7 separate regions of the Homo sapiens genome follow, and regions 2, 3, 4, 5, 6 and 7 are each linked to region 1. Evidence: chromatin loops called from intact Hi-C (ENCODE). Cell type or tissue: heart right ventricle. All regions are shown on one strand.

Region 1 (4,000 bases):
TTCTGCTATGACCCTGATTATCACATTATTAATGTTCCAATTCTTTTAGTTGAAGGAAGTGAGACTCAGAAAATCTAAGTGTATTTGAAGGAGAGAAATGTGGTGGTTTGAATTGTTTTAATCTGGTTCAGCTGGGATCTATGTTTCCTAGAGTTCTCTTCCCAGAGTGGTTCCAGGTTTGAGTTGGCTGGATGAAAACATTCACGTCACTTGGAAAGCAAAAGTGGAGCAGAGCCTACTGTTCCCTGAAGTTTGTGGTCAGATGTAGTAAGGGACAAATGCAGAGGTACCTGCCCAGTCACGCTTGTCCTTGCTCTCTTCTGTGTCATGCTGCCCTTTTTTCTGACTAATGACTCCTTTGACAAATAGTGGTTACAGGCCTAACACAAGATGCTTTACTGAAAAGTCATAGTATTTGATGGAAAGAGGCAGAAGCTAGCATCTTTAGTGGATAATGCTTGTGATGAAAGTCCATGTGGAACATGAGGTCCAACTATCACAGTCATTCCAATTATTTTAGCTGAGGCCAGAGACCTGTCACCTCCAGTCCCAGTCAAGGCCTTCAAATGACTGCAGCCATATGAGTGTCTCCAGGCAAGAACAACAGAGGAAACACATTCTCAAATCTTGAGAAATAATGCATTATTGTTGTTTTAAGCCACTAAGTTTGGGGATTTTTTAAAATGCAGCACATAGAAATGAATACACATAAGTAGAGCATTGCAATAGTAATAATTTTGAAAAGCTTAAAATATATGACATTACCTTTGGAAAATGACGATAGGAAGAATCTACAAGGGAGTCAAAAAAGCTTCTACTGGAGACTAATAAAGCCCTGAGAAAAGCCATCAGAAGCTCGAGAAAAGGAAATCTTTTCTCCAGCAGAAAATTTGGCAAATGTTGGCAGAAAAATTGGCAAAATATTGCCTGTGGCAACTTGGAAGATAGAAGCTGGTAAGAACTGTTGGATCTGTCTAAGGAAGCTTTCGGGGAGAGCGTTGACAATGCCAATTGGCTTCTTTTAGTGTCATCTGGTCAGATATGGGAAGAAAGAGATAATCTAAAAATAGAATTGTACTGTTTTCAAACAGAGCTTTGAGGAAATAATGAGGACCAATTTTTTTTTGTTTGGAAAAATAAATCATCTCCTTAGTCTCCTCAGTCAGCATAACTTGATTAAAGTGAGACCTAGTGCTACAATTGAAATAAAGGTATATCTATAATACCTTTTGTTAAGACTTTGAAAAATGTGAAATGGTGTCAAGTAAACACTCTTATCTAGAGCAAAAGCATTCTAAAAATCACAGGAGTGTTTTCAAAATGCCCTCACATGCCCCGAAATAACATTGGATAGAACTCCAAGTAGGTAACAGGGCTAATCCCAAGTGGCACTAATATAAGAGCTACTAGATTTCCATCACGACTTTTAGTGTGGTTTGTTATGAAATACTAGGTAACTAATGCAAGCTACTCTTCATAATTATGTGTAACTGGAAGTGGGATTTAATCCTCATTCAATAGTCTTTTAGAATAATAAAATTAATGTGACCCCTAAACTCAATTTTAGAACTACAAACAGATATTTTTAGAGTAAGTCTTCTTGGGAAAATCCCACTCTCCAAAGGGCTTACAATGTCAGTGCTGGTCACTTTTCTTCAGTATTGTAACATGAATCACTTTTGAGAGAATGAGATTCACAGCCACTATCAGAAGCCAGGGACCTGGTATAAGTGAGTATGCTACCCATGCTACTTCCAAATCTGGAAGAGGCATTTTCTAATTCAAACAGTAAACTCAAATTTTCCACCTTTAGATAGCAGCATCATCTCCATCTAACACCAAGCCGCTGGCCCTGCCTGACTGCTGGGTGTTAGATTTAGGCAAGTCTCCTCTAACTCTGCCCGGAATCAAGGTCATCTTGCTCCCTGAGGGGCTACCGCATGGTGCAGGCTGCGTGTAGGCTTGGAGTCACACGTGACTGGCAGGCTGCCATCTTGGAAACCCTCCCCACTCAGTGCTGCCAATCTCCATGTTAGTGCTGCCAAGGTGCTGAAACTGATGGTTTCTGTTGAAGAAAGACAGTCACCCTGTTTTACGTCAACCCTGACCACAGCTGCAGTGATGACATTCCTGGTTTAATAGTGGTTCCTCATGGGGCGCAAGGGTAAAAAAAAAAAAAAGTGAAGAGAAAAACTTCCTTCTTAAACTTACTAATTGTTGCCTTCCACCAAGCCATGCTAATTAGAATGTACGTATAAAAATTGTTTGCCCTCACAAACACAACTGTTGTTTATGAAGCAGATCTGGAGTAACAAAGTAGCTTAAAGCAAGAGAGATGCCCAGCATCTGCAAGAGACTCTTTCCTGAACCAGCCCCACTCTAACTAGCACTGGCCATATCTAGGTTTCTCTTGCCATATGGTGAGTACCTGCCTAGGGGCCCTGAGTATCTAGTTCAACTGCTGAACATAGGTTGTGCCATTTCAACCTAACATATTATAATCTAATACTATTGAACCCTAAAAGGGGCAAAATTGGAGTTTCTTTTCTTTTTCTCAAATGACACATTGGTGTATGTGAAAATGTACTCTTCCCAAACAATGCTTGTGTTCCACATCTAAGGAGGGTAAAAATAATGTGGTCAGTGGAAAGGAAACAAAAAGTGGCAAAAAAATTATTTCTAGCAGATGAGCTATCAGTCTCAAAATTGATTCATTATTTCACAACACCTGGAGTGACTGTCAAGTCTCCCTTAAGTGTTTTATGCTCTTTATGGGCTTAAGATTTTCTTTCTATGTCTAAAGTATGAGAAAAAGAGATACTTAAAGGATATTTTAAAGGCGGAAAAGAAGCCGTAAGGATTTTCTTTCATAAAATCTGGAGAGGACTACTCTGTTTCTGAACTGTCAATCTAACATCTACTAAAACATTTTGGCATCCATTTCCCTCGGAGTTGTCAAATGTGTCATTGATGATAGTTTTGCATCATAGAAGGGAAAGGGGATATTAAGAGCTTAATTCTCAACATTTGTCAGTTAGTGGTGTCACCGATGGCTTAAGGAAGAGGAAGTCTAATTTCTGGGAACGTGTCACCTGAGGTCTTGCAGGGTGACGGAGTGTGTGAAGAGGGAAAGGGAATGGGTATTTATTGAAGGTTTATTATGCGTTTACTGCTTCCATATTTCAAATTCTCCCCAAGTCTATGATAACAAACTTGTCTTCCAGTTTCACAAGAGAGAACTGTCGCCCAAAACGGTCAAGTAAATTTCCAGAGGTCCCATACCCCTTAGAGTACCCTGGGATGGGGGTTCAGGATGAGCTAACTCTAGAGGCTATGCTCTCCTCACTGAATCATATTACTTAGTACATGTGTGGAGACATGTGTATAATGAGAGGACATGAATATGCTATTTCTCTTCATAAAGCCATAGGTAAATAACAAGCATGGTAATCAAGATTATAAGAAAATGAATAGGTGGCCCAAATCCCTAAATGAAGATATTATGTGTTATAAAATATTAAATATTATAATAGTTTAAGCTATTATGAGGAGTACTGCTGCTGCCAGCAAGACTATCATTTTATCCCCAACAGGAAATTATTTTTAAAAATGTGATGTGTTTATTTTAAAGCCCCTGGGCATATGTACAAGAACACAAACAACATTTACATATCTATTATCTATAAACTGACACTGCATTTGCCAGGCATTTGACACAATTAAGCAAATGCTTGACTGAACAGATGGGTCTTATAAGGATCCCTAAGGGCATGTCTACATTAACTATGCCAAGGGGGGCTAATGCACCCATTTGGCATCTGCATGCATTTTCCCATCAGCAAATACACTACTGCTTTGCATGGTTGCAAATGGGTCCATTTTTGTCCCAGAGGACAAAACATAAATGGATTGAGCTATTTCTGGTTTGTTCTACCTTTGTCTTTTTTTCTTTTGAAATGTATTCCTAACAATAGATTACATCCTGTAATTGTTTCTTGTT
Region 2 (4,000 bases), 410 kb before region 1:
CCTTCCTAGCAAATTGAGAAGGCTTATGCCAAGACTCAATTTCTAACAGGAAGTTTATTATTCTCAAGGGAACACACTTTGGGGAGAGAAGCATTATATTAAAAATAATGGATATACTTTCTCATCTTGAAACATACTTATGAGCCTCAAGGGCAAAGTAGAGGTTCCCTAGAAGAGAGCTACAGAAATGAAGAAGAATGAGGACTGAGCTCTTTCTGCGGGTAACCACCATTGATGTATTGGCTGTAATATGGAGCCAGGTTGACATTTTGTTTTAAATATTTTTCTTCTGATGGGTTTAATTTCATTACATTTCCTAGCTCCACCCATGGGCACTACGTTTTATGAAGTCAAAATGAGTCAGTAACCATCTCCCTATAAACATAGCAAAAACTGACAGACACTAGTGTTGGAAACATTTTCAGTCCTGTGATTGTGGTTTGAGTTTTGGATGTAGCTCACAGTAGATGGACCTTGGTAGCCAGGAAGATAATAGTATTTTTTATGAATCAATAATGCCTTAGTTTACAAGTCTAGTTTTAGGTCCTTATAAATGTGCTTAAAAAGACAAGATACAGACTGTAAAGTTGAAAAAGTTAATAACCCAATTTCAGTTCTACTTGTGTCAGTTATGAGCCACATGATCTTGGAAAAATAGTTTATCTGAGCTTTAGATTTCTTATCACTAAAGTAAAAATAATTTTAAAAAAGCAATTGCTGTTTATCTCGCATTCACCATGGGTCTGCTTGTATTCTAAGTGCTTTACAAATATCAACACATTTAATTATAAGAAAATTGTGAGATAATATTATTATTTTTATTTTATTGATGCAGAGACTGAGGTATCACAAGGTAAATCACTTCCTCAGTGTCACAAGAAGTAAGGGGTAAATGGGAGAGCAGGCAGTCTGGCTCACATCTATGTATGTTTTTAACTACTCTAATGTTAATTATGCCACCTTAGAGGGTTTTATGAGGATAGAGGAAGATAAAAATATTTGCACTCTTCATTTATTGCTTAACAAAAGTGCACATGGTTGATACGTGAGGTCTTATCAGGAGCGTGAGCCATTACTTCCTGAGATAGCCGAATAGTTTGTTCATGTGTGTCCTGGCCTATTGCTTCTTCCTTATGAGATGAGAAATAAATTTCTAGAATAGACCCTGGCCTGGGAATCCAGCATAGTTCTTTAATGAATGAGATTTTAAGGTAGGTAGGAATTGGTTTCTACATAGGGTCCTGGGAAGAGGAATTGATATCGTTCTGGGATGGTATCATGGTTGAACATGAATGTGTTATGTCTTAGGATTTGCCTGAATATATGGCCAACACTTTTTTTCTCAATCAGGTAATTATTTCCTTGGATGGTCTACTATTTTAAATAGAATGAAAAAGAAAAAAAGTTGTAATTTAGGATAGCTCATAGAAAGAAAAATGTCAATTCCTTAAAATGGATGTGAAAGAGAAAAAAAAAGTGAGGAATTTGATTTATGGACTGAATCTGATTTATGCACTGAATTATCCAGAACAGTCTAATCCCTGGAAAAAAAATAGAAACCTCGGTGACTCAACACAATAAAAGCTTATTTTGCACCATGGTCTGGTATGGGACCTTTGGGGGCATCTCTTCTCCAAGCAGTGACTTTGGAATTCTGGCTCCTTCTATCTGTGGCTCTGCACTCCCCTAGGTCCTTAGAAGAGAAAGAGAGTGGGAACATTTTATAAGCCAAACTTATCAGTGGCTTACACTGTTCTGCTCACATTTTGTTTATCAGATCTCAGACACATGCCTCAACCTAAGCATAAGGGAGACTGGGAAATGTAACCCACCTCTGCCAAGGAGAAAAAAAGATACAGTTCAGGGGACTACTTATTAGTCTGCCACAGGAAACTAAGCTCAATAATCAAAGAACAAAAGATAGCTTAGTTTCTCTGGTAGATCATATTTTTGGCCCTAATTATTTATTCTTTGATTCCCTCTGAGAGATTAGACATTCTCCCCAATTTCATGTAACTTGCAGAGTCCCCAACTGTGGAAGGAATATACTTGCTCTCTCCATTGAAATTAAACTTGCTATGCTACTTGCTTTAGCCAATAAGATGCAAATTATACCACTTTCTGGCAGAAACTTTAAGAGCCATTGAATTTTTGGCTACTGCTCCTTTTTCTGTGCCATAAGAACAGCATGTCCCCGAAAGAGCTGGTCCTTCAACCTGTACTCTGGAATGAGAAGACCTGTAGAGCAGAGCCAAATAGAGCTGAATAGAGTAGATTGGAGCTGCAGCAGCTGCAGCTAACCAACAGCTTCCAGTATAAAGCAGGAGTTAGGAAATCAATGCTTGCTCTGAAAAGCCACTGACAATTTAGAGTTATTTCTCATATCAACAAATTGAACTAAAAAGTCTTCATTTGGCATATGAGTAATTCCATTGCAGGTAAGAACATTAAAGTTGGAGCAGTGCTGATGAGTAAGAGATACAAACCAATCTTTATTTTTCAGAGCTGACTCTCACAATTGATGTTAGTTTATATTTGAGGTATGTAAAGGCCCTCTACTTATTCTGCAAATAGTCAATCAACTAGCCATGTCATTCTCCTCCAACTGCTTTATTTCTAACTGAAATGAAATTTCTAGCAATAAGGTCACTAAGTAGTCAGAAACTAAACATGTTGTTAATAATGATAATTATGTACAAATTATCATTCTAAGAATAGGTAAATATTATTAAGGGAGAGTGAGAAGGCCTGGGAGCAGGGATTAATTACAGACAGTCTTCCAGTAATTTAAGAACAAATATGGCCAGGTGCAGTGGCTCACACCTGTAAGCCCAGCACTTTGGGAGACTGAAGCACGTGGATCACTTGAGGTCAGGAGTTTAAGACCAGCATGCCCAACATGGAGAAACCTGGTCTCTACTAAAAATACGAAAATTAGCTAAACGTGGTGCATGCCTGTAGTCCCAGCTACTTGGGAGACTGAGACAGGAGAATCACTTGAATCCAGGAGGCAGAAGCTGCAGTGAGCCAAGACTGCACCATTGTACTCTAGCCTGGGCAACAGATCTATTTATGTCTCAAAAATAAACAAACCCCACACATAGTAAAAATTGCTGTAATATTTTTAATACCTTGGGATATTAAAAGCAAAGTTTTGAGCAAGTAGAACAAAAATAGTTATGTTTTAATAAAAGAAGGAGAATAGGACGTGTCAGGGGCATATTGAGGACTAGCAGGCCTGAGTAGAGCTCTGAGGACTGCTGGGGAGGAAATGGCACAAGGACTGGGGGGTCTCTGGATTGGGACGGTGGGTAATTAGGAAGCTATTGGGGTATAAGAGGAGTACTTTATCCATAGTTGGCCCTATTTACCATTGTTGACAGATTTTACAAATAGTTTGAACTATATAGTGATAAAACTTGGATGAAAATATCATAAATTCATTGGCTATTGGTTATATAAATGGAATCATTACAATGGTTATATAAGTAGATTTGAGATTTGCCATTAGTTTTTTTTTTCTTTAAAATATTAGGCTATACGCTATAATGTAAATTGATGTTTTTCTGGCATATTTGTTTATTAAAATTATGTTGTATAGTGTAGTTACATGTTTGGGCATAAGCTCGGATAGGGTATAAGGTTTAGATGAGCACTAGGTCATCTTAATGATATCACATTTGGTTTGAATTGAATGATATTCTGATGTTGGGCAAACTTTAGGTTTGACCCTGGGTGATGTTAGTGGTAGGTTTCTTTTACTGGTTGCAAATAACAGAAAATCCAACTTGAAGTAGCTTTCATGATAAAGAAAATTTGTTGTTCACATCACTGAAAACACTAGAGCCATGTCAGGTTTCAGGCTTGGTTTAATAATAAACTGGCTTTGACTCGGTTTCTTTGTGATATTGTCTCAGCTCTGCCTTGTGTCATGTGTCTGCTGTCATCTTAGGCTGGCATCCTAAGTATGACTGCCAGCAATAATCTGGGCTGCATGCTT
Region 3 (4,000 bases), 120 kb before region 1:
GAAGTGATTTCATGAACACTAAATTAAAGTCTATGTACTTCTCTATATAAATAATTATTTAGAATTGAACTGCTGAAGTGAAGGGAAGAAAAATCTTGAATACATACATAATCTCTAAAATATATTCCTCTATGCAGGACATTTTCATAGAGATATTTGCGGTGACTACACATTAAAAGTGATGTGTGTGTGTGCATGTGTGTGCATGCACACATAAGTATATAATGTATAATTACATATTGGACTGTTGTATATATATATACTTGTAAGAGAAAAGATGTTTTGTTAAGCACTACTATACAGATATGTAAATAAATAAAAATATAATACTGAAAAGAAGTTTAATTTTTAAATAACAGAATGTACATATGACAAAATGGGTAATAAGAATATGAGATGGCCTAGGATAAGTGCCAAATTTGTGGTGTGGAAACAAGTTGTGCAAGAAGGAGCTTTAAGAAGGAAGGCAGCATTCCCTACAGGGCAGAGCAGTTAGAAGGTAGGCTGGGTTAGGCCCCATACAGATTTCTGCACATGGGAAATCAGAGAAGGGAAGAAGCAACACAGGGGCCACAGAGTACGTAGTTGGTAAAGAATGCCAGAGGGACGACCTCTAGCAACATCAGCAAGGCTATGTGGTAAGCAAGAGGTTTGCACAGGTTGTAAAGTGAGCTGTGACACACTGTGGTCCAGTAGGATATCATCTGAATTCAAAGGTCAGAAGATTCAATCAGCACGCTGGCAATACTGTCCTCCCATTTAGAGCTCTTTAAACATACCACTGTGGCAACAAAAAAGCCAGCATGGATTACAGCACCAATGCCAGAGTTTTCTCTGAAACACCTATGTGCTTTGTTGGTGACTGGTCTTCCCAGCTCTTGCAGTCTCCTTAGCATTGCTCTGTGCTCTAGATTTGGCATGTTTTTATAGCTCTTGCCACTATTGATGACTGACTTTAACTCCTCTACTTATTTATGTCTCCTTGCTGCATGGTCTGAGAAAGAGGAATCCTTGCTGGTCCTGGGCTCATGGCACAGACTTCTCACTCTCAGGCCCCATAGGAGGGGAATCCATAATATCAGGCACACAATGATAGTCTATTCAACATTAGGTGTCTAAAACTATAAATAATCAGGAGTAAGGAAACTATGAAATCTCTCATCAACTTTATTTTTGCCTTTATTTTTAAAAGACAAACAATGAAACAGAGAATTGTTTGCCGTTTTTTAAAAAGCAACCCAGTGCCATCCTCTGCCTATATTTTATTTTTCATTCTCTCATCTTCTGCTACTCCAAACTATGCTGCTGACAAGACTACCTACTTACCACAGCTCATGTTCTCTGCTTGCTCCCATTCCAAGCCATTTCACAAATCCTCACCTCTCTCCAAATAGCTTTCTCAATCTTCTTTCCAAAAATATGTCACTAGCTTCTCCAAGAACTTACTGACTCCTCTCCTTTCCCTGACAGTTTCTGAAAACCCTTCCAAAAAAGTTTGCCTGGCACTCCAGTCATTCCAGCAAACACTTTTACTGACACTGTGCCAGATTTCCAAAGTGTCCTCTCCTCTGCCTTCTTCTTGTCTAAAGTGTATCCATTCATCCAATTGCAATACCAGCTCACATTTATCTTCATGGACCTGACCACCCCAGCCTGAAGTTAGCACTCCCTTTCCTGAACTTTTGTAAAATTTATTGTCTGAATAATTCATCTGGCAATGAATCATATTATGCCTTGTGACATCTCTTTTATAATTGTTTGTTGCTGTTATTTAAGCTCTTTTCCCCTTCTTCACATGATTATGTGTATTGTCTTTCCTCACAAAACAGCACCTACATGTTTTATATTCTCGACTGTTCCTAGCTCACAGCACTAAAATGTAGACATTTAGTAAATATCTATTGATCCGAGTTGATTTGTATTTTATTGAAACTTGTATGAAGTCTCTCTCATTATTCTGCATTTTTACTTTTTTTTTTTTTTTTTTCAGACAGGGCTCTTGTAGCCCGGGCTGGAGTGCAGTGGTGCAATTTTGCCTCAATGCAGCCTCAGCCTCCTGGGTTCAAGCAATCCTTCCACCTTAGCCTCCCAAATAGCTGGGACTACAGGCATGTGCCACAACACCTGGCTAAGTTTTGTATTTCTGGTAGAGATGAGGTTTTGCCATGTTACCCAGGCTGGTCTTGAACTCCTGAGCTAAAGCGATCCACCTGCCTTGGCCTGCTGAAGTGCTGGGATTACAGTTCATTTTTCCATTTTATCTTATTTAAGGGGTTATAGGTGATTAGTCCAGTCCCTCAAAGACCTATTTCTGCTTCAGCCTATTTTATCTATGAGTGGAAGGATTTTGAGCAGTTAGAAGGGAGGATCAGAATGAACAGAGTCAGAATATTAATGAGAACAACGTATCTTAGTGTAGTTGAATCATAGAACATGTAAAAGGAGGTAAGAAGATAGTGATGAGGTCATTTGATTAGTAATCTAATGAAAATCTACTTAAAATGCATATACCCAAAGGTTCCAACAAAAATTTAAAAGTATTAATAATTTTAAAAATAAAGATTCTAATATTCAAAGTTGCATAGTTTCTGTCACAGTTAATAGAGTTGCAGTTTGTATAGCATGAATGAAACAAAACCAAAACCTGTCATTCTAATGTTTTTTCATATTGGTCAAGGGATTGTCAGTCATAGAAGTGTTGTAGACATGGTGAATATCAAATCTAGCATAACATCCTTGAGAATGAGATTGAGATAAATGGGGAGAACGGCTGCACAGTTAGATTGTTTCATAGCAGGTGATAAAATGTACCCAAAGTGCTTACTGATGAATCAGTGCCAGGCTGGATGAAGGATTCTGGAGATTTTATGTAAGTGTCCTTCATAGTCTTTGCACTGGTCAACATTTATTCAAGGACTTTGGCATTGTGAAAGAAGGTTTATGATCATCCAGTAGCAAGAAGAGATTGGGTTAAACAGTTGGTACCTGGGGCATAATTTACAGGAGGAAATAAGAAGATAGATGATAGATAGATAGATAGATAGAGATATGAAACCTTGCACCTAGCTTCCATTATGAATTTCACAGATATAGGCTTATTAAGGGAGGGTGTGGTGAGGCTACATATAAACAAACATAGGATTTTAGTTGACTTAAGTTCTGTACAAACTGGAGTATTATCTTGAGTTATAGGTGCTACATTTAAAATTTTTGTTTGGCTTAATTTTGTTTTAATTAGATTTTATTTAGGAGAAATCCATTAAAATATTGAAGGTACTTAAAACTAGTTGGATGGGAGATAAGAAAGGAAGTGGGGTTGTGGGTTATTAATCTTTAAAAGGAGAATACTTTGTAGGATTGAACTGGCTGCCTTCAGATATTTGAAAAATTGCCACAGCAAAGAGCAATTACATTCATTGTGCTACAGCACTGGAAGGCAGAGCAAGAATCGATGAACAGAAGTTATGAGGAGATGGATTTTGGTTAAATGTAAGGAAGAACTAACATTTAGAGCCAAAATCAGGTAAGCTAGCCACTGTTAGCTTTTATGCGCCCTGAAAAATATCATCTGGGGAATCCATTTAACAGAAACCTATTAGATTAAATAGTCCTTCAGATCCCTTTCCCATCTGAGGCTAATTCTAAGACCATTTTCATTTTCAGATGCATGTTGGATGGTATCATCTTTCAATTACTAGTCTTACTGTATGAAAATACAGAAAACCCATCACACACATAGGAAGGGTGTCTTTCCTATGTATCATGGAAGCTTCTTACAGTTGATGTGAGAAATGTACCTAATTTGAGATTTTACTTTAAAATTGCTTCTATGTCTTTCCTTGCTAAAGTATCTATTTTTAGTATTTATAATTACCTATTAAAAATATAAGGAGACTAAAATAGGAAGACCACATATCTGAATTATGTCTTCAGAAAAATTTTCTGTTAGATTATAAGGCTCTGATTTCCCAGTATTTCATTGACATCTTAATTTCACGGA
Region 4 (4,000 bases), 660 kb before region 1:
TTGACATTGTTTGCCACTACACACTGTTGCTCAGCAATGCTGGAATAAACTTTCTTGCTCATAACATTTTTGAGCCTTTGTCAAATTTTTTTTTTGGATACTTTTCTAAAAATAGACTTTTAGGATTAATGTGCATGCATTTTAAAGCATTTTGATATACTCTACAGTTATTTTATCAAGCGAAAATTTCTGTTACCGTAAAGGACATTTTCCTGATCCCTCCTAGTTATTTGATCATTTTGTTCTCGGTAACATAAACAACTCTTCTTTCACATGCCAACGTGTGTCTTGGATGACCACTAGAGGTCGTCTAACAAATTAAATATTTCACTTGTGGCTCACATTTTTCAGTCAGAGGTTGACCTTTGTGTAAATCAGAGAGAAAAATAGTCTAGAGTTAATGCTTGCTAACTCCAATAACATTTAACATTAAAGTCAAATCTCTTTCCTCCCTCCACACCATCACCCACTTTTTAAAAAATGCCTTTGTGTCTGTGGATAACTCAACAGCCTTTGACTGTATTTTCTCTGTAGTAGAGAGGTTGTTTATGGCTTATTTGGAATATGTTTCTTTTTCTTGCACTTACTTGTTACTTTCACATATTTGGTCTCTTATACTTACTTAGTTTATGCCAAACAGCAAATCTAAGAAATCTTGAAGTAAAAATGCCTGTAAATTATTTTGAGCTGTTTTATTAAGGTGGTAGTTTTGCTATTGCATTTCTCCTGCCCCTCTATAATGATGTAGACTATATATGGAGGTACCAGAATTTAAGCAATTGGCATTGCTTTGTTAATACATTTACATCTTGATGAATATGCCATCATCATCATCATTTTTGGAGGCTGCAGTAATTACATGTTATAACCATTTAACATTGGTTTAAATATGTGAGAATTATTTCTTTCTATGCGCTATCATTCTATACATACGGGAAATAAGACAGAAAAGATTACGCAGCAAATATAAACGATTAAAAAATTTAAAAAGTTATGTTCTAAAAATCATCTATGATTTGTTTGGAGATAGGTTAGAGGTGACAAACACCATCTGTGATGGTAAGTTTTATGTGTTAATATGACTAGGCCATGGGATGCCCTGATGTCTGTTTAGATGTTATTTCTAGGTATGTCTATGAGGATGTTTCTGGGAGAGATTGACATTTAAACTGGTAAATTAAGTAAAGCAGATGGCCCTCCCCAAAGAGCATCATTCAATTCTTTGAGCGCCTGAAAATAACTGGATGGGCATCATCCAATTTTTTTATGTTTTGACAATGTCTAGTTCTGTCACCCAGGCTGGAGTGCAGTGGGGTGATCTCTGCTCACTGTACAACCTCTGCTTCCCGTTCAAGCAATTCTCCTGCCTCAGCCTCCCGAGTAGCTGAGACTATAGGCGCACGCTGCCACGCCTGGCTAAGTTTTTGTATTTTAGTAGAGAAGGGGTTTCACCGTGTTGCCAGACTGGTCTCGAACTCTGAGCTCAGGCAATCCGCCTGCCTCGGCCTCCCAAAGTGCTAGGATTACAGGTGTGAGCCACCGCACCTGGTCGGGCATCATCCAATTCTTTGAACACCTGAAAAGAACAAAAAGGCAGAGGAAGATTGGATTTGTGCTCTCCTCTGCCTGTCTGCTTGAATTGGACGTCAGTCTTCTGTCCTCGGTGCTCCTTGTTCTTAAGCCTTCAGGCTGGGTCCGGAGTCTACATCATCGGTCCTCTGGCTCTCAGGCCTTTGAACTACACCACAGGCTTTTCTGGGTCTACGGCTTGCAGATGTCAGATCATAGGACTTCTCAGCCTCTGTAATCAGTGAGTCAATAACTTATTGATATAAGTTATCTCTATAACCGTCTGTCTATCTATCGATCTATCTATCTATCTATCTATCTATCTATCTATCTATCTATCTATCCATCCATCCATCCATCATCTGTCTATCTCTCTATCTACCTAATCTCTATAGGTTCTGTTTCTCTGGAGAATCCTAATTCACCATTTAAATATACACTTGCTAGATATAGGAACATTAGTTTGTATTTGGAACATTTAGATAGTTATCCATATATCAACAAAGTTGTTATAGTGATCAAGGCAGCAGTGAGCCTCCTATTTTCTTCTCTGTCAGACGTTTTGTCCTACCAAACCCATGGCTGGAATTGCTCCAAAAGTGGCGGCAGGGGAATTTCTGCAGGGAAGTTCCCCAAACCATCCAGAGATGGGGCTGGTTAAGATTCTAAAGAAAGAAGCACTAAACGCCAGGGTGATGAATCTAAGGAATTTATTAGGGGAACTTACAGAGCGCTGCTCCAGTCCTTGTGGCGGACAGTGAGAGAAAGGGGCTGTTCTACCTAGGTATGTCTGAAATGAGGGAGTCATGTAGGAAGTTTTTATCAAGGGTTGAGGAATTTGGCTCAGGGCCCGGGGCCAGTTTCTTTTAGTGTTTTGAGCAACAACCTAGATAACTTTTTCAGTGTCTGGAAATGTTCAAGGCCGTGGTTTCGGTTCAAGCCTGCTGGAAAAAACTGCAGCTGGCGAGGTCACAGAGCAGCCAAGGCACTTCATGATTTGGGGTCAGGACATAGAAAGAAAGGGTGAGGGTGAGTCTGGGGGAACCTGCACAGAAGTAACAGGTTTATCTAAATGGTATATGTAATATAATGTAAATTATATGTATTTTTTGTTATAGTTACATTTTTATAGCACACACATATATGTAGACTTCATGTTTTTTTTAAGGTTAAAGACTTATGATAGTTGGTAGTAAGCTAATTTTTTCATCTTCTTTCCCTGTATTATGTGGAAGAGATTCTTTAGCAATCAATCTTTTAAGATATGGACTCCTTTTTAAAAACACACAATAAAATATCATTTTCCTAGAATCATTCAACTTCTCACTTCTTAATTCATATCCCATTTTCCTCCCAAACAATAAAAAAATTCACATAATATCGTCTGGCAATAATTTCTTGGAAGGCCTTTCATCATGGAAAAATGCCTTCAGTTTGGGTAGGTGCAGTGGTACAAATAACATTTGATTTCAGGGTGACCAGAAAACTATCAAACTAAATTGGCTGCTTATTGAAAAACACTCCTTGTATAATCTTTTTTCCTTACCTATAATCTTGTATTGGCAATGGCATAAGTACTGTGAAAGTTCTTCACAGTTTTCAAGCCTTTTGTTCTTAGGACACCTTTAGACTCTTAAAAATTATTGAGGCCCCTGAAGAGCTTTTGTTTATGTGTGTTATACCTAAGTATGTTTAGTAGATTCAAACTAAAAACTGAGAATATCTAAAAATATGTATTGATAATTTATTTTAAAAAATCCCATTACATGTTAAAATAAATAACATTTTAATAAAAATCTTATTTTCCAAAACTAAAAAAAAAAAAAAAAAGAAAAAACACTTTAGTTAGACGAGTGGCATTGTTTCACATTTTTGCAAGTTCCTTTAATGTCCGGATTAACTGAAGACAGCTAGATTCTGATATCTGTTTCTGCGTTCAATTTCTTGCAATATCACTGATCATGGAGCCTCTGAAAAACTTCGCTATATGCTGATGAAAGAATGAAAATAGAACAGTCAAATAGTATCTTAGTATGATTATGAAAATAGTTTTCACCTCATGGACTCCCTGAAAAGGTCTTAAGGACCCACAGGGGTTCCAGGCCATACTTTGTGAACCACTGTGATAGATTATACAAATGTGGCTATCCTTATACATCTTTATTGTAGAATAAAAACATTCATGAGAACCATTATTGCAGAGTGGTATAGGAGTGTTACAGTCTAGGGTTTGAAGAGCAGCTCTGCTATTCAGTTGTTTTGATATATTGGGAGAGTTAAACTTTTAAACCTCAGTTTCCTCATCTGAAAAATGGGGATAATAATATGTACTTCATGGGTTGTTTTTAAGGATTGGTATTCTTAGATACCTTCAATCTTTTGTGGTTTTAGTTATTATAAAGTTATTACTGAGAAACTGATGGACTTTGGG
Region 5 (4,000 bases), 170 kb before region 1:
CATATAATGGAAAGGCATAATAGGTGAGGTTTTTTCTTCTTAATCAACAGTTTGGTATAATTCATGAACCTGAATATTTCTCTCTTTCACTCTTTTCTTGATTATAAACTCTTGTCTGTTCTTTACTTTGTTGCATGAGAGTTAATACACCCAAATGAGGAAAAGTTTACTTTCCTTGTACCTTTAGCCATAAAGTATTCTTTGATATTTCATAAGACTACATTCTTATAAAACTAAATTATACCGAATGGAGAAAACAAATTTATTTTGTCTGTTGCAGAAGAATTTACAGTAAATAGTGATGAAATTACCACATCTGTCAACTGGCTGCTGAGTATATATGTGAGATATTGATGCCATTTTCCCTCCTAAAGTAGTATTTCCCATTGATTTATGGCTAAGTATATGACTAATAAGAAACTGCCAAATGAAAACACCTGAGCTGATAATTTAAGAAAATACTCAAAGTGAAAATAGAGTCACCAAAGCTTCACAATTAATGTAGTCATGGCTGGATAATTTTTAAGTAGCAAACACGCACACATTTTATTGTTTTACGTGAGGGGATGCAGGATATATAATACTGATTGAGCTCTGCACTAGTGAAATAGAGGCTTCTGGGAGAAAGACACATTTCACACCTCAGGGGCTTTTTGCAAACTGAAATTCATGCTTTTTTTTTTTTGTCAGAGAATTCTGGTCCTAAAGGTTTATCTTTGTCAGATATATCCCATAAATGATTTTATATCTTGATTTTTAGTTCAGCTTCCTACAGAAAAATTTAAGGAATATTTGCATCAAATTATTTATTTTCTTATTTTTATTCTTTTAACATTTAGAACAATTCTGAAGCTAATATCAAGAAACTTTTTTTTTTTTTATAAACTGAGATGAATATGCTTTTACCCACTGGTGATCAGCAAGAAAAGGCCCTCTCTTTGTAATTCTTGGCTTGAATAATTCATTTTAGTATTTCTGTTTCTATCCTTTAGGAAATATTTATAACAAGCTTGCTGCACTTAGTAGCACTTCACATAGCTAATTACTGATATTACCATAGAAGCTAAAATTAAATTTGAAGCAGTAAACAACTTCTTATACAAGTATTTTTCATATGTTAAAGAATTCTGCAAGTATTCTGAACTTGAAATCTAACCTAGGTCTTTGTAGGAGGAATGTTGGGAGAACAATACACATTTATAATTAAAGCTGGAAAAGTAGCTTAAATAAAAGGGAAAGCATTTTGAGCTCTGGTATTTATCTTGAAAATTATATTGGTTATTAGAAGTTTATTTCCTTTGAATACATTTCCATCAATGGAAAGGGCAAAGGAAGAAAAGAGCAGTGGAAAGAAGATATGTTAATGAATTAGACTTCTTAAAAAAGTGCTCACTATGTGCAAAATCATTCTGCTAATGCTTTATGAGCTGGCTCTTATCTGAACCTATTTATGAAATGATAGTAATGTGTTACATAGCAATTGAATCTCAAATTATTTTGTGGCTGAAAATATCCTTCTCCTCTCTGTTTTTGCATAGCTCCAGAGCTTTCAAACTTCAAGTGCTTAAGCTCCAACTCTTCCATTATGCATTTTGCTCCTCTCTCTCTCTCTCTCAAATCCCTGTTGAGGATCGTCTCCATGTACTGGCAGTTTCCTCCAGTCCCTGTGATCATTTCCCTGTGATCATTTGAGGTGATTTAATGACTGGACAAATAAAGATAATTATTTGATAATGTGTTATTTCTCAGATAACATTTCCAATTAAATAGTAATTTTAGTGGGAATTTTAGCAAGTGGAATTAGTGAGAAATGCTCTTGCCACTCAAAATATACTGCAGGAAGCTGACGATGTTGTATAAACAGTCTTGTAGTTTAAAAATATTAACATGTTAATCAACAATATAATAACACATAATTGGGGTAAATTTCAAAGTAAACAAGGTTCTATCATGACAAACTTTCCCCTCCTTCTAGATATCTGCTCCTGGCAATACTCTCCTTAGGCCATCTAGTCCCCTTCTGCACAGTTGATGTCCCCTGGTAATACCCACTTATTGTAGACTGCCCCATGTAGACCTTTTTTCCTCGGCTGCCTTCTTATCCTCAAGTTCACAGTCTGGTCGCTGCTGTATTCCAAGGCAGTGAAAAAAGACTTGTTGAACAGATGAAGGCTGTCATTGTTTTATACAATTGGATCAGTGTAGGTCAAAGCAAGAAAGCAAGGCTAGGTGAGATTTAGTGACTGGTAGGAAATGGTTATCATAGGAAATTATGCCTGTATGAGAGAAAGTCAAGTTCAGGTAATTCAGTATCAGTTGGATTGCTGAAAGGCAAGGAAAATATGTAAGCAAGGACATGCATAGTAATAAAGATGTCTTTTCTGTATCATTTTAATAACTTGTGATGGCATCTTTTATAGCATTTATTACACTTCAGTAGAATTACTGAATTTCTTATCTCTCTCCTTCAAGAGACACTGAATTCCTTGAGTTCATGGATTGTGCCTTTGGTCTTTGCATTCTCAGTGTTCACCATTTAATAATGTCAAGTAAATACATACATATTCAATAATTATAAGTGAATTATTGTTTTAGAAAGATTTCTCTGCCGGAGAGGTTCTTTTATTCTGTACTCTTTGAGACATTGCTTTGTCCTCTACTTGGAAACTTGACTTAGTAAGGCTTACATGTTCATAATTTATACAATCATCAATCATACTATATGTGTGTTGAGGGTGAGGGACCCTAGAGAAAAAAGTGACTCAATTCACATTTTGTAATAAGTTAAATCAGAAAAAGAAATTAGGGATTTGCCTTGAGCCTGGTTTTTCTGTTCCTCCAATAACTTTATAGTCAGGTAATATCCAGTGTTACATAACTTTCTGCTTAAAATAGTTAGAGTGAATAATTCAAAATGGAGAGTAATTATGATCTGCTGGGATTGGATTCAATAGTAAAAATTATAGTCTGCCAAAGTGACCCCTTGTATTTTCCTGCTTGTGTTCTCTACATCCTTACTCCCATTCACTTAGAATCAGATAACTCATGTCATATAAAGTACTAATTTTGTTAATTCAAATAAATCCTTTTACATTTGAGATTAGGATAATTTCTTTTATATATATATATATATATATATATTTTTTTTTTTTTTTTTTTTTTTTCTAGCAACAATGTACTGCCTGGAATATAGTGACCATAAGGGAATTGATAAGGCCTTTTAGATTATCGTCTTAACTAAAGTTAGTATTGGGTTTCAAGACATAAGAGCATAATATTTCTTATGCAATTTAAAAGTGTTACTCTAAAAGAGAGAATTTAGTCCTGGAGAAAGAAAAACTCTTCTGGAGTCAGTGCTTCTAATATTACACTATGTTGCTTAGTCACCATTCTACTTTTTTATCCTTGTGTAAGGAAAACCATACCATCACTGGCATTGTAGAGAAAAGAAACCAAAAAATAATGGCCAAGGCAGCTTTTTGAATATTTTAGAAATTAAATGATGAAGACAATAGGCAAACTATTAGTCTATTAAAATCCCTTTATAAAACTTGAACTCAGATTTTGAAAATTTTATAAAGTTGGATGTATTCGATCTACTTACCCAAAATTTAAAAACTTCACGTGAAGTTTATAACTAGAGTATGTAATTGAGTGTTTCCTGACATGTCTCCTTGAGATGCAATGTTGGATGAAGACATTTATACTGGAAATCCTACAAAGTATTTTTCTGTCCCCTAATAATACTATTGTGTTATTTACGTAAGAGCCATGATTGAGTAGGGACTAAATTTATAGTTAATATATTTGGATAGGGATACACTTTCCTAATCAATTTAAGATTCTCAGTTCCTGAAACATATAGATATGTTTTCTTATGTTTTTTGACCCATTAGGGATTTCAGCAGCAAAAAAAAAAAAATTCAGTCTCTGAAAAATATACTGTTCTTAGTTGGTGTGTAAAGTGCTACCTCTATACTCAACTCTACAAAGTGCAGGA
Region 6 (4,000 bases), 480 kb before region 1:
TTCTGAAAACCAACATTCATACATTTCTGGCTTATAATACTCCCAATACATCTTTACACACTGTTCTTTCTTTAGTTACAAACTCTTTAAAAATATACTGAGGTATAAGATTAAAAATTTATCTTGCTATTACATTCAGATGTTAATCTTCATTTCCAAACCTTAACACAGGATCTGTCCTTTACAGATGTTTCTCTTAATTACTCAAATACTTAGATTCTCTTTCCTTAAGTCTCTCTCTCTCTCTCACCCTCTCACCTCTTTTTCTATTTTATCCATCAGTTTATATATCATCTTCCCTTATGTCTCTCTCTGTCCTGTCATATATTCATAAGGTGATATTTGTACACACACACACACACACACACACACGTACTTATAAACAGCAGCCTCACTGCTAATAGAGGCTCTGGTAACAGAATATGCAGTGTCCATCCACATAGGACAATAAATAGTTAAATTAGATTAGTACTCTTTGGCCCTTAACTTTGAAAGGAAAAGATCACCACGAACTTCTTTACCTTGTCTGGTTAGTTTTCACCCTTCCTTCCCTGGACATCATTTTTTTCTTACCCTGTGTTGGGGAAGCCAACTATCAACCCTTTAGTGAACCCATAGGAAATACTAGATATGAAATAGGAATGTCTCCACTGCTTCCTTCATCTCAGTACAAATGAAAGGAATGTAGGATGAACATTTGAAAGGAAAGCACATTTAAATGTCAATATATTTTCCATCTCCTTTTAATTATCCCTTTTCTTTCTCCTTCTCCATCTGTCTTTAACACATAAACAGGCATGCTCATTTAAAGTGTTATTTCACTCTAGGAGGTACTTTTTAGGAATATGGAAAATTGCTGAAGGAAGAGAAAAACATTAGTAAACCTATATTCCGATTAACGTTGTGAATTATATGAGTTGCTCTTATTTTGAAAGTGGAAGTGAGAATCTCAAGTGTGAAGTAGAGTTAGATGCTCATATGATTTCCTCATAATTCCTTCTCTTTTAGAGAGAGAATATCAGAGAAGAAAAAAAAAATATGTAAGTAAATATAGTAGCATGCAAAATCTACACCTGCCATATATTCAGATTTTACTGTACAACTTAACTTCTGAATCATAAAGGAAGCAGCAAAACTTAGTCTGAATATGTACAAATGGTGTTAACCCAACTTTGTAAGTATAAGAAAATATTTTTATGCATGCATACCTACACTAGGTTTTTCTTACTCTTTGACGTTATTAACTGATATTTTAAAAAATTAAAATGCTACAAAAGTAGGAACTTGTTTTATTATCATTAGCATTCACAGCTTCAAACAGTGTGTGTAAATTTGAAGAAAAATGAGAAGCATATTCTAATACAATGATAGGTACTGTTGCTTGCTATAAGAGGAATATATAATTGAATATTTTCAAGGCTGCTTTTAATTTATTCTCAGTGGAAACTTTTCTCCACTAATTTATCAACGCAGTTTGCCAATTTGAGTTTGGACTTTTTTAGACAAGAAATGCTGTGACCTTTCTAAAGTGTTGGAGGAATAATCTTCTGAGGCACATGATAATAATTATGATTTGTTACTCACTAATGCTACACAAGAGTTTACGTTGTTAACCAAATGATTTTAACCAAAATTTTGAGTACCGTTACTATCAGAGATGCGGCCCTCTTTTTTGGGGGGGTTATTTTTTAACCTTTTTAATTAAAAAAACAGTTTTAACTTTTAGATGCAGGGGATACATGTGCAGGTTTGTTACGTGACAGGCATAATTTTTACCTTTATATTGTTATTTTTCTGTGCTGAGTTTTCTGAATACAGAGATTATATGTATATACAAGAAAGAAAACCAAATTTTCTAATTGCCCTAAATGTGCAATAGAAATTACAGAGAGGAAAAAAAAAACATGAATCAAGCATTAAGCCATTAAACTGTACCTAATAGGCATTTATTCAATGGGCATTATGAATGTGAGTCGTGCCCCATTTAAAATCTAACTGAAATGATTGCACATTTCATTAGTGAAGATAATTACCAGTTTATTCTTTCCCCCCAAAATCATATATGTATGAAAAACACCATTAGAAGGTAAACAGTACTTTTAAGGAAGGAAGTAAACATGACCTATTTAAGTAGGGTCAGTAGAGGAACATCTGTTTCCCCTTTCTTTGTCTTTTTTTTTTTTTTTTTTTTTTTAACAATTGAGACTTCAAAAAATAATTCCCAATTTTATCCCACAAATTCAATGTGTGAAATAATTTATTTTTCCAATGCATTCAACATCAGTTTCTTAATGTTAAAAACAAACTCAAGAATACTCAAATGACTTACAAATGTGAACATTCAGTATCTCTATTTACACAGAAATGGGATGTCTTCAATCCCTAAATCTCTGATTGGGTAATGAGGAGGAGGATCAGTGTTCTTGCTCTAGTTTTATAACTAACCGGCTGTGCAACTTGGAGAAATAACTGAACCCCTCTGGGCTTCTATGGTTAATTAAGAGAACTCGAAGATTTACAGGCTCTTTTTCAGCTTAGAACAATTTTGTCATTCTGTTGTAAAAACACCAACATATACATACTCAAGCATATGTCAGTGTCCAGTAACTAATTGCCCAGTAATTTCTCGTATGAAGAGCTTTATATTAATTTCCAAAATAGATGGCATCTGCAAAACGTGTTTTGGTGGTAGGAGGGGTTTGGATTAATCTCAATCTAATTCTATTCGATTTTTTGAGAATTAAATGTGATTATCTCCTTGATCCAAAATGTAATAATACATGAATACTTACTGAGTGCCTATTATATGCCAAATATGGTGTTCTATATGAAGGCTACAATGCTGAGCAGTGCTGACTATGAACCTGCCTTCATGGCACTTATAGTCTAGCAAAGAGACAGGTATTAAAGTGTAATTCTATCATTAAACCATAAAGCTTAAGTCATAAATCTTCTCAATTTAGTCCATCACCAGCAACCACCAAACCAAACACATGCAACAAATAATTTTTTAAAACAAAACATACCTTCATGCTCATGAACCGAAATGTCCTCAGAGTCCAGAGAATGGTGAAAACATTTCCAGATTCTTGGCTTTGCCTGATGGTATTCTGTTTATATGGTAGCCTTCCTTAATCCTCTCTTCCTTTGTTCCTTAATTTCTAGGCTTCAACCTGTTTAAACAAAAAGTGTAGTTTTATTTCAACTAAGTCTGAAATCCTCTTTCCTGTCCTTGTTCCTCAAATTTGTAAGATAAAGCATCATTTTGTTTTGGGTTTTCTATTTTTTTCTGCATGCAAGATTTCTGTGAGACCATTCAACACTTTTCAATATGGATGATTTCTTACAACTTGTCTTCAATGCATTTTTATTCAAAAAGACAACCTTCCCTCTGGAGCTGGGAATGGGGGAAGACAGAGCTGTCTGGTGGGTGCCTTTAGGTCATCAGAAAAACCATAATAATGGATATGCAATTACAAACAAATTTTAAGTATTGTGAATTTGTTTTCAAAAACTTTTCAGGGAAGACTTACCTGAGAAGTGACGAAATCATGGGAAAATTGGAAACTGGTGTGACTGCAGCAGCATTTAAGAGAGGGAGGCCGGGCATGGTAGCTCATGCCTTTAATCCCAACACTTGGGGAGGCCAAAGAGGGCAGACCACCTGAGGTCAGGAGTTCGAGACTAGCCTGGATAACATGGTGAAACCCCATCTCTACTAAAAATACAAAAATTAGCTGGACATGGTGGCCTGTGCCTGTAATCCAAGCTACTCAGGAAGCTGAGGCAGGAGGATAGCTTGAACCTGGGAGGTGGAGATTGCAGTGAGTGGAGATAGCACCACTGCACTCCAGCCTGGGCAACAGAGTGAGACCAAAAAAAAAGAGGGAGGGAAAGAAACATGAGAACACTTTTCTTAGAAAACTACAAAGTAGTACACCAGGATAATATTTACTCCCACAAAAAAAAGATTTTGATAACAAAAACAACATACACTAGA
Region 7 (4,000 bases), 110 kb before region 1:
CTGTTGTTACAAGTAACATTAGTGTTGATATAATAGCAATTTCCAAGGAAAATTGATGTATGAAATGTCAACTCGACTTATTTCTGTTTTCTTCTGATCTCAGTGTCCTAATGTAGTCTGCTAATTTCCATCCTTTTTAGTTCAGTTGTCAGTCAAAGAGAACATTAAAAAGTTGGATTAATAATAGTTCTTCTCATCAAAACGTTATTATGGTCATTTAAAATATTACCCATGGAGGCATATATTACTGTTATCTATTTCTAATTAGAAATTAATTATCTACCACTAATTGGAAATGAAGCACACAGTATTAAATGAGAGTTTAAATAGAATGAAGTCATACTAAATGAGAAATCAGAAAATATCAAAAGAAATCCCCCTCAAAAAATTTTTAAATGGAAAATAAAAAGAATCAAGATGATCTAAAATGCATTAGAGAAAGCATGTTAGAGAGAGGGAAGAAATCTTTATTTCAAAAAATCACTAAAACAGAAAATATAGAGAGAAATAAAACCACTTCCATCTGACATCGAAGAATGCCCATCTCTTAACAGCAAGTATTAAAAATAAGTAGGTCATAAAGATAAGAATGTAAAATGCTATGATATTGGCTCCTTATCTTTAAATGAAATTCTAATTTGACTCTAGCACAAGGAAAGGGAACGGAATATGGTATGTTTTCCCATGCGAGCTGTCAAAATGATAAAACTGAATACTCTCTAAATCAGCTTTTCCATGGACAGCTGGTTCGTCATCATTAGTATGTATATCCTTATTAATATCTAGGCCACTCAACTCTGTAAGAACTAGATGGCTGCTCTTTGAAATTTAGTACTATTCCAATCAATTACAAAGGTCTGTACACAAATATTATGCTATAATGATCAAAGAAGTAGTATTGTTCTCATTGGCTCTTCTACAGAGGAAAAAATATTTTGCTACACCATTCTGCTTTAAAAACATTCTAAAGATTTTTTAATAGTAGAGTATATGCCTTTCAATTTAGATGCCTTCATGCTTGTGTATTTCTTATTTCCTTAGCTCCATGAAGAGCTCAACATACTGTGTGAGCTGGAATGCTTTCTCAACTGTCTGAAGTGGCCTGCCAGGGAGCAGAGGTTCTTTAATTTTAAAATGAACTGGATTAAAATAATTGGCCATAAGATTTGAGTCCTGTTCCTTAGTCATATTTCTTGTAGTCATTAGCAGCCTATATTTGGAAGCACAGAAATCACATAAAAGGAGATTAAGTGATCAATTTCAACATTCATTCTAAATGTAGAAATTGAGGCAAAGACAATTAAATGAATTACCAATGGAGACAATTACCAGAACTAGGCCAAGAATTTGGATCAAAAGCTCAGAACACTTCTCTAGTACCAACAGCATTTATGAACATAAAAATTTTTTCTGATGGCACTTATCAACATGCCCATATGATTTAACCAATGTTGGTATATAATATCTGCTAACTGGACTCCAATTATATTCTGTGGCTTAGAAACAATAAACTTGTTTATTTCTCTCTCCCCCTCTTTTCTTCCTTCTTTCTTTTCTTCTTTCTTTTTCTTTCTTTCCTTTATTTTTCATCTTTTTTTCCCTCACCTAAATGATCATTTAGGTTATTTGAATAATAGGCTGTGCCTCAGGGGTGCGTTCTTCTGATAAAATACAAAATCAGAGGGATTTTTCTCGTCTAAATGCTTTTTAAGTCTTATTTCCTATTCTTGGACTACAGAAACATTTAATTATTCACCTCCTAAATTTCCCCAATTTCTGGACTGTATTTACTTGCATCTCTCTTATCAAACCAGGAACTCTACCCTGAAAACATTTCTTTGTTGCAATACCTAGATACAAGAAGCAGGAAGTAAACAAAACAAGTAACACTCTTGATCTTTTTAATTACCTCCCAAAGTATGTAATTTTTCTGCATTCAGAGTTATCAGAGTTTTACCTAATGTTTTGACACAGTACATCAGTGCTCTCTAACTTTCCAACCTGCTGAATCTATTTTCTTGTAGATCGTGACTTGTCACTTCCCAACTCTGTCAACAGCTATGCTTATGCATTCAGGTTTTGGTTATTGCAGCATCCCAATTCAAGTTTCCAATATCTGTACAACATATTTGCTCCAAAAGTTTAGAATAACTCAAACATGATAGATATTGTATCTCATATAATAATCAAAACTAGTTGGTTGGAGGTGCCAAAGTAAAAATTGCATGAGACAAAGTTAAACACACAAGGAAGACTATTCAAAACTATTGCAATGGGTTAGAGAGAGACTGAACTTAACTCTTCTAGAACAAATGGCAGGAGGGGTTTTTAAATGCTAGGGTAAGCTACTGAAAAACTGCTGGAGATTGTTAGTAGGAAGGTTGGTTAATGGGATATGTTGAGCGTACTGAGTTATTCCTGAGTTTGAAAATGTTCTTCTCTGATTAGGCCATCTGTGTTTGCTAATTGGCTGCCCAGGAAGTTAGGATCCTACACTCCCACAGAGACTGGGAGATAGAAGTGCTGTCTCTTTCCGTCTTTATATTCAAGGAGATGATTCCCACATCCTTGGAAAAGACAATTTTTAGGTCATAAAACTGGCAGGAAGCTGGGAAGGTTTACATACATTTCAAAGGGATCGAGAAAATGTAGAATTGCAAGTTTTTCAAGGTAAATGTCCTAAATGGAAGAAAGTCAGGGACCTATAGTCAGGAAGAACACTTTCTAAAGTTTAGCATAGGCAAGGGAAACATTAAAAGTGTCTTGGACAGGGTAAGAAGAGGGATGTTTGCCACACATAGTTGTCCAGGAATCTAGGCTGATGGAATCTATGCCATACTTAACATAGGCTTGCAAAATCAAGCTTCATCACCAGCTGAAGGAGAAAGAGCAGAAATTATGATGCATATAAATATTTATTGGCCAGAACTAGCAATGGTGGACATCACTTCTGCTCACAATCTGTTCGCAAGAATTCCATTTCGTTGTTCTGTTTTCAAGGGCAGCTAGCAGTTGTGGTCTTGCTCTAATCTAAGGAAGGAGAGAACTGTATGTTGGTGAACAGCTAGCTGTTCTGCCGTGGCCAAGTGTTTACCAGGCTCAATGCCAAACTAACAACTAAATATATGATATTTTTAAAATACTGTGACAACAACCTGAACAGCAAGTATCAGTGTCTTCACTGAATGCAGTACTAAGATTTACAGTATTATTTCTCTAATCTCTCATAATAACTAATAAGTGCTCGAAATTCTTTTGTGTAAAAGCTTTATGACTAAATAGTTCATGATCGACACCTTTGTGCAACACACATACACACACACACAACTCTGAGGGGGAGAATGTATATATGTGTGATGGTGATGTTAGAAAAGTGAAAGAGCATGAGAGAGATGCGGTTTTCCACTTAATTATTTGTTCCTCGTAGTAGATGACTACATGGTACAATATAAGAAGCACTGGAATTAATCCCATATTCTGTTATATTTTTCCTCCATTCTTCCCCAACAGAATTCAACCTTTCTAAATGCTTCTGTCTCCTCTCCCCTTGATCTCTCTCTCCCCTGTTCTATCCTGATAGTTTCAAATTACTCCAACTTTATTCAAATGGTACTTTTAAAAAAACAGAGTAATAAACCTTCAGGAAAGTAAGCGTTATATACAAAAGCAGAAAGTAAGCGTTATATACAAAAGCATGAATATGTAATCAAGAAGACAGAATTAAGGATCAAAGAAAGAGAAAGCTATAAATTAGAGGAAAAGAATACTGAAAGAATACTGTATCTCCAGTAAGTTAAAAATTTGAAGATGTTAATAAATACAGTGTTTTCAGAATTTGGTAATCTCTTAAACAAAGATGGAAGATGTTAAGACACTTAAAGGAAGGAAAACGATGTTCTTTCCAGTTTTCCCTATTGAACTTCATGTTATGCTTGTTTTATGTAATAGACCGCGGTGCATGATATCAAAGAGTATGAAAGCCCTTTCTAAATGACATGGT

What was found. A loop is a pair of places that touch in the nucleus more often than their neighbours do. Peaks named below come from ENCODE experiments on the same cell type or tissue, not always from the same donor. Only the 100,000 strongest peaks of a DNase experiment are listed, where the experiment ranks them.
Region 2: a loop joins it to region 1, with 17 times the contacts of the local background. A loop is called at or near these places in 5 of 110 quality-filtered maps.
Region 3: it touches region 1 in a loop (16-fold over the local background); 8 of 110 quality-filtered maps call a loop at or near these places.
Region 4: a loop joins it to region 1, with 3 times the contacts of the local background. A loop is called at or near these places in 12 of 110 quality-filtered maps.
Region 5: a loop joins it to region 1, with 2.1 times the contacts of the local background. A loop is called at or near these places in 3 of 110 quality-filtered maps.
Region 6: it touches region 1 in a loop (3.0-fold over the local background); 3 of 110 quality-filtered maps call a loop at or near these places.
Region 7: a loop joins it to region 1, with 2.0 times the contacts of the local background. A loop is called at or near these places in 14 of 110 quality-filtered maps.

Annotation. Positions count from the first base shown.
Region 1 is chr1:194,067,644-194,071,643 of GRCh38, forward strand. The region is part of intron 5 of LOC124904475 (a long non-coding RNA gene); the gene reads left to right. Among named protein-coding and RNA genes, the nearest start is that of LINC01031, 760 kb to the left of the region's middle. In heart right ventricle, no CTCF peak of the experiment used is centred here; DNase peaks (open chromatin) are centred at 249 and 1,988; H3K27ac peaks cover 3,420 bases.
Region 2 is chr1:193,656,691-193,660,690 of GRCh38, forward strand. The region is part of intron 3 of LOC124904475 (a long non-coding RNA gene); the gene reads left to right. Among named protein-coding and RNA genes, the nearest start is that of LINC01031, 350 kb to the left of the region's middle. In heart right ventricle, no CTCF peak of the experiment used is centred here; no DNase peak of the experiment used is centred here.
Region 3 is chr1:193,951,619-193,955,618 of GRCh38, forward strand. The region is part of intron 5 of LOC124904475 (a long non-coding RNA gene); the gene reads left to right. Among named protein-coding and RNA genes, the nearest start is that of LINC01031, 650 kb to the left of the region's middle. In heart right ventricle, no CTCF peak of the experiment used is centred here; no DNase peak of the experiment used is centred here; H3K27ac peaks cover 1,970 bases.
Region 4 is chr1:193,406,709-193,410,708 of GRCh38, forward strand. No RefSeq gene overlaps it. Among named protein-coding and RNA genes, the nearest start is that of LINC01031, 100 kb to the left of the region's middle. In heart right ventricle, a CTCF peak has its summit at 284 (motif pointing right); DNase peaks (open chromatin) are centred at 1,547 and 2,423; H3K4me3 peaks cover 914 bases; H3K27ac peaks cover 1,464 bases.
Region 5 is chr1:193,893,471-193,897,470 of GRCh38, forward strand. All of the region lies in intron 4 of LOC124904475 (a long non-coding RNA gene), which reads left to right. Among named protein-coding and RNA genes, the nearest start is that of LINC01031, 590 kb to the left of the region's middle. In heart right ventricle, no CTCF peak of the experiment used is centred here; no DNase peak of the experiment used is centred here.
Region 6 is chr1:193,592,569-193,596,568 of GRCh38, forward strand. All of the region lies in intron 3 of LOC124904475 (a long non-coding RNA gene), which reads left to right. Among named protein-coding and RNA genes, the nearest start is that of LINC01031, 290 kb to the left of the region's middle. In heart right ventricle, no CTCF peak of the experiment used is centred here; no DNase peak of the experiment used is centred here.
Region 7 is chr1:193,962,641-193,966,640 of GRCh38, forward strand. The region is part of intron 5 of LOC124904475 (a long non-coding RNA gene); the gene reads left to right. Among named protein-coding and RNA genes, the nearest start is that of LINC01031, 660 kb to the left of the region's middle. RefSeq lists an enhancer at 3,249-3,418. In heart right ventricle, no CTCF peak of the experiment used is centred here; no DNase peak of the experiment used is centred here.